Regions from separate parts of the Mus musculus genome. Here region 2 is linked to region 1. Evidence: chromatin loops called from intact Hi-C (ENCODE). Cell type or tissue: left cerebral cortex. All regions are shown on one strand. Each heading gives the region's core, and the rest is flanking DNA. Links, peaks and the distances in the headings are about the cores only. Region 1 holds the start of Coq7 (demethyl-Q 7). Region 2 holds the start of Smg1 (SMG1 homolog, phosphatidylinositol 3-kinase-related kinase (C. elegans)).

The links. A loop is a pair of places that touch in the nucleus more often than their neighbours do. Peaks named below come from ENCODE experiments on the same cell type or tissue, not always from the same donor. Only the 100,000 strongest peaks of a DNase experiment are listed, where the experiment ranks them.
Region 2: it touches region 1 in a loop (2.5-fold over the local background); 1 of 42 quality-filtered maps calls a loop at or near these places.

The regions. Positions count from the first base shown.
Region 1 is chr7:118,530,129-118,536,592 of GRCm38, reverse strand. Coq7 (demethyl-Q 7) reads left to right here and starts at 3,237. Exons shown (of 6, transcript NM_009940.3): 1 at 3,237-3,414. The coding sequence starts at 3,342. It overlaps Tmc7 (transmembrane channel-like gene family 7), which reads left to right. Exons shown (of 16, transcript NM_172476.4): 16 at 1-749. In left cerebral cortex, for the core only: no CTCF peak of the experiment used is centred there; DNase peaks (open chromatin) are centred at 3,251 and 3,496; H3K4me3 peaks cover 1,550 bases; H3K27ac peaks cover 1,516 bases.
Region 2 is chr7:118,242,737-118,248,718 of GRCm38, reverse strand. It overlaps Smg1 (SMG1 homolog, phosphatidylinositol 3-kinase-related kinase (C. elegans)), which reads left to right and starts at 5,082. Exons shown (of 63, transcript NM_001031814.1): 1 at 5,082-5,514. The coding sequence starts at 5,429. It overlaps 4930583K01Rik (RIKEN cDNA 4930583K01 gene), which reads right to left and starts at 4,812. Exons shown (of 2, transcript NR_027879.1): 1 at 4,754-4,812; 2 at 3,168-3,991. In left cerebral cortex, for the core only: no CTCF peak of the experiment used is centred there; DNase peaks (open chromatin) are centred at 4,198 and 4,909; H3K4me3 peaks cover 1,843 bases; H3K27ac peaks cover 1,583 bases.

The sequences.
Region 1 (6,464 bases), core at 2,506-5,005:
AACCTGGGATATTTTTGTTCCTGTGGGAACATGTGCTTTGTAACATTTTCTTGTATTTTAAGATCTATGAGTTTTAAAGCCTAACAACAGGAGTTTTGAATAAACCAAAGTTTACTCCATTCTCATTCTACAAATCCTGGTTGCTGGCATTTTTGCCTAGTGCCTTCATGAAGCATTCTTGTCCTCACTGTGGCCCTGAGGATAATCTGCTGTCCTATGTTTGTAGGAATGGTAGATAAAATAAACAACATATTTTCTTTATTATAAAACAGATAACAAAATATGCCAATTGGTATGTTGGTTTTAGTTAGTGCTGCTAATGTGTGCACCTCCTACTTGAATATTTTAATAACTTGGAATAACCAGGCAATGTCTGTATAGCTTTAAAGTGCGGCTCTCTAACGGGTGTGTGTTAAACTCCTGATTCCGTGTCTTGAAAGTTTTAGAGTATGGTTGTCCTCAAACCCACAGACGCTCTTCATCACTGGTTAAGTGATGAAGAGAACTGCAATACTCAGTAAAGTTGCTCTTTGTCACTGCAGTTAGAGGAAGTAGCATTTTGACATCGATGGATGTGTTAGATGAGTCTTGTCTCCTCTTGGCTATTAAGAAGCCAAAGAAAAGCAGGTTTGTGTGTTTTGAACGTCAAAGACAATATCTTAAGCATTTTATATCTTGCTACCATTGAAAGCCACTGTTTGTATTTATTTTAATATTCTATAAATATATAATAAATATTGAAAGTAGCTATATATGTGTTGGGTGCGTGTTGTGAATACATATTTTTTAATTTCTCCTTAATAACATCTTGATGTTCTCTCCAAGTAGCTCCCTTTTGTAATGGCCATCTAGCCTTCCACAGTGGTAACACACATTTCCAGTAACTATGCAGTCACTGGTGGGTACTTGAAGTAGGTATTGTCATTCTTCCCCCATAGGAACACTGGGAAATTGAACTTTAAAAGCCTTTGCAAACATTTTCACTTCCCGTCTGCTACTATAGGCTCCGGTTCTGTTTTTCTTTCTCCCTTCTCTTTCCCCTTCCTCTCTTTTCTATTCTCTCTCCCCTCTGTCTGTCTGTCTGCCTGTCTGTCTATCTGTCTGTTTCTCTCTCTCCTTCTTTCTCTCTCTCTCCCTCTCTATTTCTTTCTGGCAGAGCAGACCTGCAGGTTCTCGCAGCCACGAAATGTTCTCATCTCAGTGAAGGAGAATCCAGTTAGACAGGTCTTTACTTTGCATTAACTGTTAAGTTGGCAAATCAGACCTCACAGCCAAAAATCTGATGGCAGCTAGCCACTATGCTCTAAGTATTTGCGAACAGAAGAATTCATTTTTTCCTGGGTGGTACAAGATCTGACCGTGTGAGAACTTCTGAACACATCTTTACTCTGTAGAGTGAGGCTTTACCAGAAACCTGTCCAGAGCATGAGAGGTACTTGAAACATGGGACATGCTCTTTGCTGTGTGACTGTGAACAAATTCCTTCACCTTCAGAGACAGTTCCCTTACACTTAAAATACAAAACTAAGACAAACTTGCTTTTATATTTCAGAATTTGATTATGGAATCACATATTCTTCGTTGTCTTTTGAAAATATGAAAGTGCTTACTATAAAGTATGAGAACATTGAAAACCACAGAGAAAAATCAAAATTACACATAAGCACACAAGTTTTTTTTAAAGAGGCACCAAAGGCCAGCCTGGATGACACAGCAAGTTGAAAGTCATCTGGATACAGGGTGAAATTCTTGTCTCATAACCAGAGTGGGGGAAGGGGAAGAGGGAGGAGGAAGGGAAAGAGAGAGAGAAAGAGAAAAAGAGAGAGGAGAGAGAAGGGAGAAGAAAGCAAGCAAGCACAAATGGAGGGAAGAAAGAAAATGTAGTAGTCTCATATTTTCCACTTAAATGTTCTATTTTATCCAAAGTTCTTTCAAAGTTCATTGTTCTAACACCCCTGGAAGCTCCAGAGGCCAAAGCAGCCATTTCACCAGTTTAAGGCAAGCCTGAGTGACATAATCAGATCTGAACTCGTCATTACATCCATTTCAGGGAGCTGCTAACTGTGCTCATGAGTCATAGTTTGTTAGCATTCTCTTGATGGTAACCTTTTTAAAAAACATGTATTTGTCTGTGTGTCACATGTGCAGAGAGTCCGGAGGAGAGTGCTGGGTCACTTGGAACTGGAGTTACAGGCCGTTGTTAGCTTCCTGCTGTGGCTTCTGGGAATCAAACCCAGGTCCTCTACAGGAGCAAGAAGTGTTCTCAACTTCTGAGCTCTCTCTAGCTCCAATTTTTTAACACTTCCAAAAATTTCCAGTAATAACTAGGACATACACCTCAACATTCTTTTATCTCTTTAGGACAGATCTAGAAGTGGAATGCACGGGAAAGGTTCTGAACATTTGAAGGCTTTGAGAGCCAGATTTAGGTTGAGTATTCCACAGGAATATTTAAGTACCCTCACTGCCGCTAAGGCCCAGTACTTGGGCTCGTCTTAATTTTAAGTTACTGTAGTATACTAATTGAACACTATAATTATATAGAATGGGTTAGTAGTTTCATTTATTTTACAGTAGCTATGAATCAAATACCCGCCCCCCTCCCGCCAAGGGTGCAAACTCTAGTTTTCCTAAAGCCACAGTCTCTAGTGGTCCTATAATAGGCACTGATTATCCTTGCAGGTATGGTTTTTCCCCTTATATACTTATCTGACTTGAAAATTTATTTCTATTGGCTAGATCCTAGCTGTCATATTAATGGATATGCACTTTAAAATGTTTAATGTATGTTACTAAATTTTCCTTCCCTCAACACACAGCTATGTTCATCACTAATGTGCACTAGGCCATGAATAATCCAGTAAAGGATGAACAATGAAGCAAATCTCAATATAAAAATTGAGAAGGAACGGAAAGTAACGGGAAACAAACTGGGAAACCCACAATTACACCGAAAACTGGCATGTTTTACCAGGTAATTGCTGACTTTCAGGTGTAAATCGGCTCTTAATAGAGAAAAATAATCTCCATAACGTGGAGGAAACAACAGTGACCTGCGGGTCGCCTTTCCAAGACAGGGAGAAACCCTAACCTAAAATGCCTCTCCAGGGCAGCTCTGCATCAACCCTAAGAGCCGACCGGGCGCCTTCACGACGTTACAATGATCGACAGGGGGAAGACCCAATAGAGTACGTGAATCGGTCATTTCTAACCAATCGGGTGTAATCCAGGGCCTAGGGGCGTTTCCTCTGGCTCTCGGTCCGCGGCATCTATGCGTCATCACCCTGAGTCGAGAGCACGATTGGCGGGGCGTTTGGACCATAGCTGCATTGTCCGCAGCGATGAGCGCCGCCGGAGCCATAGCGGCTGCTTCCGTGGGACGCCTGCGCACTGGTGTCCGGAGGCCCTTCTCAGGTACCGGCCGTTCGGGGTCGTGGTTCGGCGCGGGGCTCTTCGCCGGTGACTATTTGCAGTGGAGGTCACGGATGTCACGGGGAGGACGTCTATACGTCACAAGCGCGCGACATGGGGGTGGGGTTTGTAGTACGTCTAGTTGATTGATAGGAACGGGTGAACTTCTGCAGGATGCCCTGCCGGGGAACAAGTGATTACCAGCCTGTGATGTGACGTCAGTGCAAGTGTGGAACTTGAGTGTCCTGCAGTGTCCCTCCGGTCTCCACTCGGGACTTTCTCAAGCAAAGTAGCCTTCCGACGACAGCATCAATCTGTTATAAATGCAGATTTTCGGGTCCCCCTCATTATCCACTGGATTGATAGGTTTTAGAGTTTTAAAAAGTGTGTGTGTGTGTGTGTGTGTGTGTGTGTGTGCGCGCGCGCGCGCGCGTGCGTGCGCACAATAATTAAATTCTAGAGAGGCCAGAATTGGGGTTTGAATCTGCAACTAGAGTAACAGGCAGTTTGTGAATCCCTATATATGGGTGCTGGGAGCCCAACTCAAGTCATTTGCAAGTGCAGTACACATTCTTAACTGCTGAGCCTTCTTTTGAGCCGTAGAGTCTCTGTTTTTATCAAGCCTCTCATGGGACTGTTTGTATTGCAAAATATGGTAAGCTTTGAATTTGGAATGGAGAGAGGTAGGTTTGGATTCAGGTCTGATTCATCCGAGCTGCCCCAGAAAATCGTGGTCATTTTCTCGAAACTAAATCTTCAAGCATTAGATTTCTATTTTGCCTGAAGGCAATATTGTTTGGAGGTTTGAGATGTGTTTTTGTTTAACTACAACTTATTAAGTAATTTAATTGAAACTACATCCTTTTGGTAAATAATAAGCCAGAATTGTCTGCCCCCAAATGGATGAGTAATCACACACACACACACACCACCACCACCACCACCAATACCATGAGAACAGCTATGAAACTTCATTAGATATTGTTGTGTGTGCCTTCCAAGGCTTGAGTCCAAGGTTGTTTTTCTTTCTGGAAGAGAAGAGTGCTTAGCAAGTGTTTGGATATTTTTCAAGACATGCCAGTTATAGAGATGTTTTCCTTGGTGATAAATGGATCAGAAGAGACTTTTTAAGAGCCTCTTAGTATGTAATTTATGTGTCCATAAGCCACTTAAAATCTTCTCATTTGCCACTTAAAATCTCCCAGATACCATGGCTGGAACAGCACTCTTGAGAGCTTCTAGCTCTGCGATTCAGCTTTATTTTAAAGTGTGTAACAAGGCAGTCAGGTCTCAGGGATGTGAATTTTAAGGTTCCTTGCTAACCCAGTGAACAGGTTAACAATAAGAATCACTTGTTTTCATTTATGAAGTAACTTAGTTTCCTTTGTTTCATATACCCTCATGATAATAATAATTAAAAAAAAACCTTAAGTGTGTGTCTCCTTAAAAAAATAAAACTAGCCTTGCTACTGGATAGGTTTTAATTTGGTTTTGAGACAGCCTCTAGCGCTGGCTGACCTGGACCTTGCTTGTTCACCAGGATATCCTTCAATTCACAGAGCTCTGCCAACTCATGCTGGGATTAATACCTATACTGATTTCTTAGGTAAAAGGACAAACACTACCCTCTCCCAGTCATTGAGTGCAGAAGTTGTGTTTGAGAGAACATTCCAGTGTGTTCTCAGTTATAAAGAATCCTGTTTATCACACCTCAAAAGCCAGCCATATAAACTTGGCCCACCTGCTCAGCTCCTTGTTATTCTTCTTTTAAAAAAAAGATTTATTTTATATATGTGAACACACTGTAGCTGTCTTCAGACACACCAGAAGAGGGAATCAGATCCCATTACAAATGCTCCTGAGCCACCATGTAGTTGCTGGGAATTGACCTCAGGACCTCTGGAAGAGCAGTCAGTGCTTTTAACCGCTGAGCCACCTCCCCAGGCCCCTTGTTATTCCTTAATATACTTTTTAAAAAGGAGTACTGGGTTGCCTTGAACTTTCTTTGCTAAAAAGTAAGAGCACAAGCAAACAAGATTGTGTTGAGAAATACAACTGGCTCACCAAGTCTGTCTCCAGACCCTGCTTTCTGCATGGAGACAAGCTGGCCAGAAGCATAAGCCCTTGAACTTGGACACAGAAATGCAACAAGTTCCTGATTGTGTCCCATCACTGTCCCATAAAATATGGGCCTCAAACCGTAGAGCCCCACTGTCTGAAGACAGTTTGGAATGGTTGGTGTCTTACACTCGGCAGGAGAGCTGAGGTGCCGTGTCTGCTCCACAGACTCTGTCCAGTTAGAGTCAGTGAGCTGAGTGAGGCAGAGCATGCCATGCGCAGTAGACCAAAGCCATTCTCCTGCAGAATCCACGTGCCTTTGCACACACAGCGCTATTTGTCCCAGGACTGTTGATGTAGCTCAGGGCAGGCTTAATCTCCAGCACCATGATAAATAGATACAGCATTTAAAATTCTACTTGGTAGCAAAGCTCACGTTCCCAACGACGGCATGCATACACACCAGATACTCCAATCCTGCCCCGTGGCCTTGTGTCCAAAGACCTTAAGCCTTCTTGATGAAAGAGCCAAAGACGTATGGGAACTTTTCCACCCCTTTTCTGGATGTTGAAGTTTGCTTAGGTGAAAAGAAGTGTCTTCCAAAGACATGGTGGTCATAGCAAGCAGAGAGCCTGCAGCACTTTAAACAGGGTGCAGCTAGAGTGACAAACCAGAGGGCCTGTGGGTTTCCGTTTTTATATGGAATAAACACACATTACTACAGGACCCTTCTGGGATGAGGTAAACATTCAAGATCCTCTAATCTGGAGCTTGGAAGTATAGTGAAAGTGTTTACATTTGAAGAAGAGTTTAGTCTGAGGTCAAACCTTGTCAGGCAGGGTCTCAGTCACCTGCCCGTGGAATTGGTGTATTAAAAGAACGTTGAAGCCTCAACTTGGGATGCCAGGCTTTGTCCCCTGAGCTTTTTCAGAACATCAACACTGGCCGCTTCCCAGGGAGACTTAGGGAGAGCATTATAGATAGCTTTGGGTGCA
Region 2 (5,982 bases), core at 3,483-5,982, 290 kb after region 1:
CTGCTTCAATTCCCATCTCCAGGTTTCTGCCTTGACGTCCTTTGAAGGCGGATTATGATGGTTAAGTATAATAAAATAGGCGAAATTAACCCTTTTCTTCACAAGTTGCTTCTGAGCATGGCATTTTATCACCTCAAATAGAAAGTTAACTAAGAGATACTGTTGCTTCAGAGGGCCGAAGTTCAGTTTCCTACACCCCTGTAGGGAGGTGCACAAGGGCCCTTAATTCCAGCTTCAAGGGAATTCAACGCCTCTGGCCTCCGAGAATACATGCGCTCATGTATACATACCCCCACCATAACCACATACACACAAAAGCAAATAAACCTTAAAAAAAAAGAACGAGGCTCTCAATTTCCATTCCCTTATCCTCCGGTGGTTTATCATTGCCTTTATAATTCACAGTGCTTGGAGGGCGGTGGGGTAGAGAGGTACTGAGAACTGCTTCACCACTCAAGGGCTCTCAAGTGGTGGGTTATCAACTGTGGCCACCCCTGGGAATGCCATAGGGAGGGAGCCGAGGAGTCAGCTCAATGGGTAAGAGCATTTGCTCTGAAAGCATGGTCTGAATTCGAACTTGTAGCATGTACATTAAAAGCTAGACAGTGCCCCTGTGACCTCAGCCCGGGGGCATGGAAAACAGGAAAGCATGAAAATGTACACACACACACACACACACACACACACACACACACCTTGTGCTTGAAAATGTATACGCAGAGGCAGCCCTGGGGAAGTATAATCACTGATGTGTGGGACCTACATTCAAGGCTTCTGGTCAGTGAGTGTCTGAGATGAGGCTCTTTTTCTTACTTTTAAAAACATACTTCAGAGGATGGCTTATGGCAGTCAGGGCTCTCCCTCCAGCCTTACGTAGGCCGTGGGATTGAACCTGGGTGGCCAGGCTTTCGCGCTGAGTGCCAGCTCAGCAAGTTCCTTCCTTGTAGGTTCCCACAGCAGCATTATTGAGGAAAAGATATTAACCATTTGGGATGCAAACTGCTAAAGTGGTTTCTAGCAAAGGTCTGCTGAGTGACACTCTCACACATACTCCAGCCTCACAGTGCCCTTTGTTAGCACTGCTTGCGAAGGGTTATTTCTAAGATGAAGCACCCACAATCATTTGGACACACACACACCCCAAACAGATAAGAATTGAACAATGGGATGTAATTTCTGCTCTCTCTCTCTCTCTCTCTCTCTCTCAACACCTTCCAATTGTCAAACCAATAGCCATATGCTTCAGAAAAACTACAGACTTGACTTTTAAAAATGTATTTACTTCCTCTGTGTGTGTGTGTATGTGTGTGTGTGTGTACGTGCCCCCGAGTGTGTGTTTCTATGAACACATTGGGGCACACGTGGAGGTCAGAGGACAACCTGCAGGTGTTGGTTTTCTGCTACTATCACGTAGATCCCAGGATCAAATTCAGTTCTTCAGTCTTGACGATAAGTGCTTTTCCCTGCTGAGCCACCTCAGTGGCCCATATATCTGATCTTTACTAAAGGATTTCTGATTCTAGTTCTATGGACCTGCATAGAGTCTCTAAGAAGGCAGTACAACTAACATCTCCATTTTACAGTAAGAGTCAGGAGCTTGCTAACACCCCCTCTTCTTGTTTAAGTCAAAGTATGACCTTGGAGCTGTCCCTTGGATCGCTTTGATTGCATTTTGTGATTTGAATAGGTTAAAAGAGACGTGTGAAATTTTTCTTAAAAGTCTAAGGTTCTGGTTATTCTGCTGTTAATCGATTTGGGGCTCTAATAATTGACATATTATGCTTGTCATTTGCATCAACTACTTAAGGAAGGCAAAGAGATTAATTGGACATATTAACCCCTTCTTAATGGGTTGAAATGAGAAAGAGGCAGGATCAGTTCATCTGGAGCAGAAAAAGCAAGGACTCTGAAGTAAAGAACTAGGAACATAGTAGACTACTTGCCTAGTATGCATGAGACCTTGGATTTGATCCCTAGTAACATAAAAAATTGGTCCAGCATGGGCTATATAAAACTCTGGCAAACAGACAAACAAATGAACAAACAAACAAACCAACACACTGTGAGGGAAACAATCTAAAAACCAGACTTTGGAACTGAGGAATGGCATCAGGCAAAAGGCACCTGCAGCCAGACTGAGAGCTGCTCTAGCAGGGAGCGAGAGGGGACCTGAACAAATTGGAGGACTTCAGTCAGTTCTCATGATAGGTCCTGCCCTTAGTGCTTTCTCCCTAAGCTTCTTGAGGGCTGGGTGCTGATGGCTGTCCTAGTGTCAATTTCTTGGTTAGTAGGTACTCCATCAATTTTGCTGAATTTCGACTAAAAGACCAAACCATGATTAGATGACATATTAGAATGTACTAAGGACTGGGGCTGGAGAGATGGCTCAACAGTTCAGAATATGTACCCCATCTATATATTCTTATTATGTAGTCTGGCTGTCCTGGAACTCTCTGTATAGACTCACACTCACAGAGATTTCCCTGCCTCTGTCTCCGATTCCCCAGCTTAAAGGTGTACTTTACAATACAGGGCTCAAGAACATACACTGCTCTTACAGAGGACCTGAGTTTGGTTCCCAGCACCCACTGGCTGGCTCCAAACTGCCTATAACTCCGGTTCCAGGAGATCCAACGTTCTCTTTGGACTAATAGTACCCTATTAGTATTTGCTACTCCCCACTCCTATAATTAAGAATAAAATACTTAAAAAATACTAGATTATGTGTTTATCATTGCTTCTATAATTAAACATATAAGTAACAAAACAAGAATACCTTCTAAAAATCCAGGCATGGGGCTGGAGAAATGGCTCAGCGGTGTTCTTACACCGGTTTCTCTTCCAGAGGTCCTGAGTTCAATTCCCAGAAACCACACGGTAGCTTAAAACCATCTGTAATGGGATCTGATTGATTCCCTCTTCTGGTATGTCTAATGACAGCCACAGTGTACTCATATAAATAAAATAAATAAATCTTTAAAAAAAAGGCAAAACCAGGCATAATGGCACATGCCTGTAAATCCAGCACCCAAGAGGCAGATGCAGGAGAGTTATGAGTTGGAGCCCAGCTGTGCTTTTTAACTTATGCACCTGGTGGGTCCCTTCCTTGTATCCTTTTTTCAGTGAGAAGTAAATTGGCATTTATGAAGATGCCCAGAGCAATTTCAGTATGGAAGCAATCTTATTGAAGTAACGATCATTATTTTACAGCACTGGCGATTGAACAGGAGGCCTCAAACATGGTAGGTGACCAAACTGCTGCAACACTGAACTACTTTCCAGCTCCATTATTGATTTTTTTTTTTTTACAGTAGGTTGGTGACCAGGCCTGGGTCTGGCCAATTCCTTGTGGGAATTTCTGTCTTGAGTCAAAGATCGTATTTTTCAGAAGACTTTCCCCCCACTTCTTCTGCAATGGTGGGCAATGTGGGTGGCAGAAAGAGAAAAAAAATCATTTGATTGTCTTTTGGAATAGCAGGATCCTCCTTCATTGACGGATTTGTGGGCATACTCAGGATCAGATGGTGGAAAAATGTAAGGGATATACTCATAGGGAGATATCGCCTGATAATTAAGTACTTTAGTGATAGTTTTATTTCTTGGGGGTTGGGTAGGCAGTGTCCCATGTAGGCCAGGTTTGCGGAAGGTGAGCCTGAACAACTTCCGGTTTCCATTTCTTGAATGCTAGGGTTACAGACACATCGTCATGCTGCATTTATGGGGTGCTGGGGATGGAACCCAGTGATTCGTGCTTGCTCCTGCTTTGAGCATTCTACTTTCTGAGCCATGTCCTTGGTAACAATTTTGAATTACTTAAGTGATGTATACATACTTCTCTTGTGAGGCAAAACGATGGATGGCCTAAAAACTTTATGTGGAAAAGGTTTAAATACTTGCTTGATGTGTATCTCGGCTATTTTTAAAGTTGAGCCTGCAGCTAGGGAGATAGCTCAGTCATTAAAGTGCTTGCCCCGCACACACGAGAAACCACCTGAAAAAAAGCCAGAAATGGTGTCACCGTTTGTAAAGCCAGCGTTGAGGAAACAGAAGATTCGTGGGGCTCTCTGGCCAGCTAGTGAGAGAGAGACCTTGCCTCAAAATACATGGTAGCTGGAGGCTTATGAGCAACACTTGAGGTTGTTCTCTGTACTTCACATGTAAACACGCACACAAAGGAGTATATTGCGTTCACATAATGTGCCCAGTGCTTTATCGAATTCTTTCAGGAGAGTGTGGGTAACAGGCCTCTTACTACTAGAAGGAACCAGATTACAGAGCACAGTTCATGGGGCAGGAAGCAGGCGTTGTTTTTCACTTTTGGAAAATATGTACCAGGACTGCATGACATTTCAGGTAGGGGTTGAAAAGGTGTCGCTTTCACTTCCCCTTCCTCGATTTTACTATTCTGACTTTTTCCCTTAAGACGGTGGCAGGCAGGTGGACGCACGTGAGCGCCAAGGGCACATCTGTGTGCGCGCATTAGCGCTCAAGGGCACGCTCCCCCTCCTGTCCTCCATTGGACGCCTGTTCACACCTGACTGCCGGTCCTCCGAGTGTATGGGAGGGCGTGTGTGGACCCGGGGTGGAGATCCCCTCTCCCATGATGCCCCGCGACGAGTCCACATTGCTCTCTACCACCCGCAGACAGAGCTGCTGCTCAGGAGGCCCAGGGAGGTCCGCTCGGGTCCCTGCTCTCCAGTAGTTCTCGCCTTCTCCTCAAAGCCCCACCCCTTTTAGCTACGCGAACGCGGACCTCGCCTTGAAGTCTAGGCTCTCAGAACTCCAGTGCCTCTCGAGCAGGTCCCGCCTTTTGACTTTCGCCCCTCCCCTCTCCAGGTTCAGCAGCCACAGACCACGCCCCAACTAGTCCCGCCCTTCTTCTCCAGGCTTGGGGCGCGCCGGCACCGCCCCTCCTAGGTGACCCTACCCCTGTCATAAGCCCCGCCTCTAGTCCATATTCTGTGACCAATAGCCCCGCCTTTCACCCCGAGCCCCGCCCCTCTCCAGGCTCCTAGGGCGCCGGCACCGCCCCTCGCTCCCAGCATGCCGTGCGGCAGCGGCGGCGCGGCGGGCGGAGCCGGGAGGCGGGGAAGCCGTGGCCGTGTGAGCGTGAGGAGCCGCCGCCACCGCCTCCTCGCTGTCCTCGTCCTCCTGGGCCCCAGCGTCGCGGGCCGCGCGCTGCCCTGGAAGAGACGTCGCCTCGCCTGCCTCCGCCTCCCCCTCGCCGCGCCGCTCCCGCCTCCTGCTCCTGCGTTGCGGGCTCCAGCGGAACCCGGAACGGCCGTCCGCCTCCCCCGCCCTCCGCCGCCCCCTCCGCGGCTTCCTCCTCAGCCCCGGGCCAGATCGCAGTGTCGGCGGCGGCCGGTTCAGGCGGCGACTCGCGCTTCTTCGGGCGGCGGCGCTTGGCCATGTCGTGTCGGGGAAGGTAATGAGCCGCAGAGCCCCGGGGTCTCGGCTGAGCAGCGGCGGCGGCGGCACCAAGTACCCGCGGAGCTGGAATGACTGGCAACCCAGGTGGGTGACCGCGTCGAGCCTCGCCTGGAGCTGGCCGAGGCCTAGGCCCGCGGGACTGGGAGGCGCGGCCTAGGCCCGCGGTCCCTGGAGCCGGGCGCGGCTTCCTGGGTGTCCTCCGGGCCTGGTCCGGCAGGAAAGCTGCGGGCAGCGGAGGCCTCTGTGCCCGGCTGGCCGCCTCAGCCGGATGGCTGGAGCAGTGGCTCTGAGCTTGGGTGGAGGAGGACGTTCCACTGCCGTCTAACTCCAAGTTGAGATTTGAGGTCCAGGAACCCTCCCTGTTACCTATTAACTTCCTCGGCTCCGCGTCCAGTCCTCATGCCAAAGACCACCTTAACTCTGCGTCCTTCTGGACTCCCACGTGTTAATTAATGTATTTTAAAAGCTGAGAACTCTACCGAGGTCTTCCTCTGACTTTAGACAGGATGTTAGTCGACCAAAAGATGAGATTATGGGACTGTGAATGAAATC